2 separate regions of the Homo sapiens genome follow, and region 1 is linked to region 2. A link is a contact called in ENCODE Hi-C or POLR2A ChIA-PET data. All regions are on one chromosome and are shown on one strand. Each heading gives the region's core, a stretch centred on a gene start or an enhancer-like site at or near the end of the contact. The rest is flanking DNA. Distances are from core to core; before and after follow the strand shown.

Evidence for each region. A loop is a pair of places that touch in the nucleus more often than their neighbours do. ChIA-PET counts read pairs that join two places held with the same protein, here RNA polymerase II (POLR2A). Pooled maps may share reads with other maps.
Region 1: a map of natural killer cell shows a loop between it and region 2 (2.5-fold over the local background). The contact joins the enhancer-like site here to the promoter of PTGDR in region 2. A Hi-C loop is called at or near these places in 1 of 168 maps with a recorded cell type or tissue (natural killer cell) and 1 of 50 pooled maps. POLR2A ChIA-PET finds 5 or more read pairs at or near these places in 2 of 52 experiments (AG04450 and activated CD4-positive, alpha-beta memory T cell).

Annotation. Positions count from the first base shown.
Region 1 is chr14:52,324,326-52,327,290 of GRCh38, forward strand. It overlaps PTGER2 (prostaglandin E receptor 2), which reads left to right. Exons shown (of 2, transcript NM_000956.4): 2 at 2,896-2,965. Among named protein-coding and RNA genes, the nearest start is that of PTGER2, 11 kb to the left of the region's middle. RefSeq lists enhancers at 798-847, 868-917, 1,058-1,207. Within about 2 kb of position 1,491, at least 3 of the 41 ENCODE cell types and tissues checked have a DNase peak (open chromatin) inside an H3K27ac peak, as active enhancers do.
Region 2 is chr14:52,265,976-52,269,144 of GRCh38, forward strand. It overlaps PTGDR (prostaglandin D2 receptor), which reads left to right and starts at 1,723. Exons shown (of 2, transcript NM_000953.3): 1 at 1,723-2,685. The coding sequence starts at 1,840.

The DNA.
Region 1 (2,965 bases), core at 241-2,740, 58 kb after region 2:
GTTTAGGATTGGTTAGGTTGAATAATTTCAGCAGGCTCTAAGCTATAGGGGTGGTCCCTAGTTGCCTGGTACCTGGCATTGGAATGATAAAAGCAGAGGAATAAATATTTCCTTGATAGAAGAGTTCTGGCCCTGGATAGGTTAGTCTGTATATCAAAGACATGCTCCCAGCCTAACTCTTTGCTATCTCTACAAATTAGCTAGCCCCGGAGGGGCATTCTCTCCCAGCCAAGAAGAATTTAAGATGTCAAAGCATAATATGCAGAAAAGTGAAAATATAAACAATATGATTGCCCCACAATGTAAATGTATTTAATGTATAGCTGAAAATGGCAAAATGGTAAATTTTATGTTATATTTATTTTACCACAATTTTTTAAAATCCCAGTATCCATAAGATCAAAAATATAGTAATCTAGGCAAAAGACAAGAACCAAAAGAAAAAAATGGGGAGGTAGAAGACAAAACTTACATCAAGAATTTCGAGGGTCACTGAAGTATGTCTCTTCTCCAAGTATAAAAGAAGGAACTGGCTGGGCGCAGTGGCTCACACCTGTAATCCCAGCACTTCGGGAGGCCAAGGCAGGCAGATCACTTGAGGTCAGGAGTTCAAGACCAGCCTGTCCAACATGGTGAAACCCCATCTCTACTAAAAATACAAAAATTAGCCAGGCGTGGTGGCGGGTGCCTGTAATCCCAGCTACTCAGGAGGCTGCAGCAGGAGAATCACTTGAACGCAGGAGGCAGAGGTTGCAGTGAGTGGAGATCACGCCACTGCACTCTATCCTGGGCGACAGAGTGAGACTCCATCTCAAAAAAAAAGCCGTCTTCTACAAAATATTGGTCACCTCCAAAGTGCAAATTTTAAGCAATTCTCAAAATTACCCAGCATAGTAGATGATAAAGGAAAGGAAACAGTACAGAATTGCTTCATCCTCTACAACCAATTTTCACTTCTCATTATTCTGTCACGCTCTAAAGACATTCAGGAACTCTGATGTGGGTTATTCTCCCCTGAAAACCTGACTCATCTTAATGTGTGAAGCTGCAACACCAGAGGCTATGCCTTTTCTGCACTTCTTGGCTGGCCAATTCAGTGTGAATATGTTCTCTGGTTAAACTAGATCATCAACTCAGCTGCAGGCCCTTTCTACAGGAGTGCTCAGTTATGCATCATGTGCACACGTGTGTGTGCATATGTAATCACTAATATGTGTTTTAATCTGTAGACCTATGTGCATCATTATCCTGAATTTCTTACCTCCAAATCACTCTTTTAACACACCAGCCTGTGTAGTTTTCATCCAAAATAGTTTAACTGACAAGAAAGCTATTGCTCCATTGCACCTCCTCACCTAGCTTTCCTCTACTCTCTGGGAAACCCACCATCAATTCTTCTTTTTCCTTACTCATCTGCCAAATCTTTTCTCCATTCCCTATGCCAAGATTCTCCGGCATAAACACCTATGGCTGCCAAACCTTCCTGCTCTTGTCCCAACATAAGCAAACTGAAGATGACTACCCTTTGCGCTCTCTGCAATTTGCTTTGTATATCCAGTTGCCAGATGCCTGCAGAGTAAGTACTCAGAGAAGGGAAACAAGCTGCTCCTTCTTCTGCAGAAGGCGAGTGAAGAAAAGAGGGGCTAGGTGTCTAAAGCCATTGGTAAGAAAGACCCTGGAGCCTTATAAAGCACTGGTTTTAAATGACTAGGTGTGATCTACCTTTGTTTTCCTCTTTTCTGTGAATTTTGTAGAAGTGTGATCTTTATCAAGATGCATTATTCCATTCCTTCCAACCTGCCCAAACATTTATGTTGCTCCCTAAATAACTAAGAAATCGTTTGAGGGCTGGTAGAGCAGTTTGGTCCATATGTAAAGATGTGTCAGCTTTCCAGTGTTCAGGACATTGTTCTGAGGCCTTTGCTCTAATACAGGCCTGCACGTAGCACACAGTGAGCACTGCACTGGCATCAGGAGAGTTGGAATTTGCATCCTGATTTGGCCACTAACCAGCTCTGGGTACTTGAGCAAATTATCTAATTTTCTATACCCCAGTGTCTGCATTTGTAAAATGGATATAATAACAATGAACACTGTGGAGCACTTAGGATGTGAGCACTGATCTAAGTAGCTTACACATATCACTTCCTATCATCCTTTCAGCAACTCTATGAAGTGGGTATGTTATTATTATCACCCATTTTAAAGATGTCAAAACTGAGGCACAAAGGTTCATTATTAATATCTTGCCATTGATCTCAAACTATATACAGAGGTAGGATTCAAACCCAGTCCAATGGCCAGAACTCATACTCCCACTCAGGGTGTTCCATTGCAGACCCTGTCTCGCTGAATTGTGATCATTAGATTTAGTATTTGGAAGTAAATGTAACATGTTATTAGTTTTCCTGAAGTTCACTTCCCTATCTGTTAAAAAGAGACAATCTCTAAGTTTCAGAGTTTCTATAAGGAGTAGAGATAAAGCGGGGTTAGTACCCAGAACAATTCATGACACATATATTAGGTTATTGATACACTGGAGCTACTAATATTATCATTATTATTTATATTGTTAAAAGATTCTATTCTAGATGACAAGAAAAGTTTATTTCTCTCCACTCCCAATGACACCAAGACATTGTGCATGGTGTTAATGTTAATTGCATTCCACAGAAAACATGCTTTCATTGAGTTCAAGGGGAAAAAATACATTCATTATGTTACAGTTTACATAAGGAAGAAAGGTAAGATTCCCAACCCCCACCTTTCGTTCCCCACCACTACCACAGACAAAACATGGTTTTGCTTTTAAATCTCAAGACATAACATAGGGTCTAAGCCTGTCTACTGCTACGATGTAAAACTAACATCATTTTTCCCCTTTGCTTCTTACAGATTTTTGCATATATGAATGAAACCTCTTCCCGAAAGGAAAAATGGGACCTCCAAGCTCTTAGGTTTTTAT
Region 2 (3,169 bases), core at 473-2,972:
GGTAGAAGACAAGGGAACTAACTCTATACAAGGCCTTCTATTGAGTCAATATAAGTGAAAGGCTTAGAGAGTGTCCAACCTGCATCAGGACCAATAAATATTAGCTCTTATTATTATTATTACACTATGCCAAAGCACTTCAAGTTTTCTCAACCTCACAACAACCCCACAAGTTCAGCATAAGTCTCATATTCCATTAGGTTGAACAACTAACCCAGGGTCACACAGCCAGTGGTGGAGTTCAGAACTATCTAATTCCAAGCTTAGATTCTTCTTTTCCACCCTGTGGCCTGAATTACTGGCCAGACTTTCAGTCTGGAGGCAGCCTCTCTGTCTACCCTTCAGGCTTTCACATCTAAATCCCAAGGGTCTTGCTCTTTCCCTGAGTCTGTCCATCAGAACTGGCATGAGGCCTAAAAATGAGCCGTTTCAAGCCCAGGCATCATCTACTCACTTACATAACAAAACCTTAGTCATCCCACTGAGATTCCACACTCAAAGCCAATTTCTCTCACAGGGCATCGAATGCTAGTTAAAGATATAAAATCACGCTTATCACAATTAACTCCCTTGCCTTTATGATGCAGCCAAGTCAAAGCCCAAACAGGAATAAATTTTTTCTAGTAGCCACAAATCAGAGGAGTGAGAAAGCTCTATGCCAAATCTACCATTTTCTGATTTCAAAATCCATGCTAAAAACTGCAGTTAAACATCAGCTACCAAAACACCCTTCTATCAAATAAGAATCATGGTGATTGCATGAATTGAGCACTTTCTATGTACTTGCTCTTTACGTGTTATTTCTATGCCTCAGAAGAGCCAAGCAGGCCAGATAGATGTTACTGCTTGAGAGGCTAAGCAAGTCCCATAAGGTCACACACACAGTGAGGAGCAGAACCTGGACTCAAACCCAGGCCTATCTGATGACAGCAACAGTGCTGCTAACCATGCCCTTCCCCCCAGCTCTCTACAGTCAATGTGATTCATGGCACCCAGGACCAACACCGGCTCTTGGCTTTCCCACAAACCACTTCCCTGAAATCTGGACAACTTCTTGGGAGGAGGAGTCATGGGAACAGGACAGATGAACTCCAAAATAGAAGATCGGGTGAGAGGTCCGGCTCTGCTACTTCTGTAGCTCTGTCACCACGGGCAGATCACTTAACTTTCCAAGGCCTCAGTTTCCTCGCCTATGCAATGGAGATGACCGTGAATGCCCCAAATTGCGCTGATCTAGTAGAGAAGAGGAGCTAAGGCTCAGGGGCTTTCCAGACGTGAGTTATCTTTACCTTTCCTTGACTAGCTAATTCAAGACAACTAGGTAGAAGCCCTTTCTCAGCCTCCCCTCTTCGCTCATCTTTCGAGTTCTTGGCCACCCCAGTTCAAACACCAGCACCATTGCCCTCCTCTCAGGTGGCTGCTGCTTAATTTCCCCTCCACTTTAGTAGTTCTTCTCTTGCCTCGCTAGAAGGACTGGTGTTGGGTGCTTGGAATTCTGGCTATTTTCCTCCTGCCGTTCCGACTCGGCACCAGAGTCTGTCTCTACTGAGAACGCAGCGCGTCAGGGCCGAGCTCTTCACTGGCCTGCTCCGCGCTCTTCAATGCCAGCGCCAGGCGCTCACCCTGCAGAGCGTCCCGCCTCTCAAAGAGGGGTGTGACCCGCGAGTTTAGATAGGAGGTTCCTGCCGTGGGGAACACCCCGCCGCCCTCGGAGCTTTTTCTGTGGCGCAGCTTCTCCGCCCGAGCCGCGCGCGGAGCTGCCGGGGGCTCCTTAGCACCCGGGCGCCGGGGCCCTCGCCCTTCCGCAGCCTTCACTCCAGCCCTCTGCTCCCGCACGCCATGAAGTCGCCGTTCTACCGCTGCCAGAACACCACCTCTGTGGAAAAAGGCAACTCGGCGGTGATGGGCGGGGTGCTCTTCAGCACCGGCCTCCTGGGCAACCTGCTGGCCCTGGGGCTGCTGGCGCGCTCGGGGCTGGGGTGGTGCTCGCGGCGTCCACTGCGCCCGCTGCCCTCGGTCTTCTACATGCTGGTGTGTGGCCTGACGGTCACCGACTTGCTGGGCAAGTGCCTCCTAAGCCCGGTGGTGCTGGCTGCCTACGCTCAGAACCGGAGTCTGCGGGTGCTTGCGCCCGCATTGGACAACTCGTTGTGCCAAGCCTTCGCCTTCTTCATGTCCTTCTTTGGGCTCTCCTCGACACTGCAACTCCTGGCCATGGCACTGGAGTGCTGGCTCTCCCTAGGGCACCCTTTCTTCTACCGACGGCACATCACCCTGCGCCTGGGCGCACTGGTGGCCCCGGTGGTGAGCGCCTTCTCCCTGGCTTTCTGCGCGCTACCTTTCATGGGCTTCGGGAAGTTCGTGCAGTACTGCCCCGGCACCTGGTGCTTTATCCAGATGGTCCACGAGGAGGGCTCGCTGTCGGTGCTGGGGTACTCTGTGCTCTACTCCAGCCTCATGGCGCTGCTGGTCCTCGCCACCGTGCTGTGCAACCTCGGCGCCATGCGCAACCTCTATGCGATGCACCGGCGGCTGCAGCGGCACCCGCGCTCCTGCACCAGGGACTGTGCCGAGCCGCGCGCGGACGGGAGGGAAGCGTCCCCTCAGCCCCTGGAGGAGCTGGATCACCTCCTGCTGCTGGCGCTGATGACCGTGCTCTTCACTATGTGTTCTCTGCCCGTAATTGTGAGTCCCCGGGCCCCGAGGCAGCAGGGCACTGAGACTGTCCGGCCGCGGATGCGGGGCGGGAAGGGTGGAGCGGATCGGGATGGACGCGGCGCCAGGCGAGCTGCGCCCTGGGCCAGGAAGGTTTGCTGCTGAGTTCCCCAAATTGGATTCCTTCCACAGCCCCGAGATATAACTCAGTTTGCGGAGCGAAATGAGGGAAAGTTAGAGAAAGGAAGGGAAAGGCTGAGCCCGGCGGTGTCTCCCTAGCCCAGCAAAACCCTCTCCATGTGGCAGAACTCCCTCCTCTCTGCTTCCTTCTGGGGAGATCTCGAGGTCATTTTTGCGCCTTAGGAGGAGCAGAACTTAGTTTCTCCTTGGCAACAGGAGTCTTCTACTTCCCGACGGCTGGGTGATGTTTTATTTTGTTAGACCTGCTCATGACTTCAGTGGTATCAGAAATGGGCGAATGGCGTCTGGGACGATCTTCTCCCCGGTGTTGGCA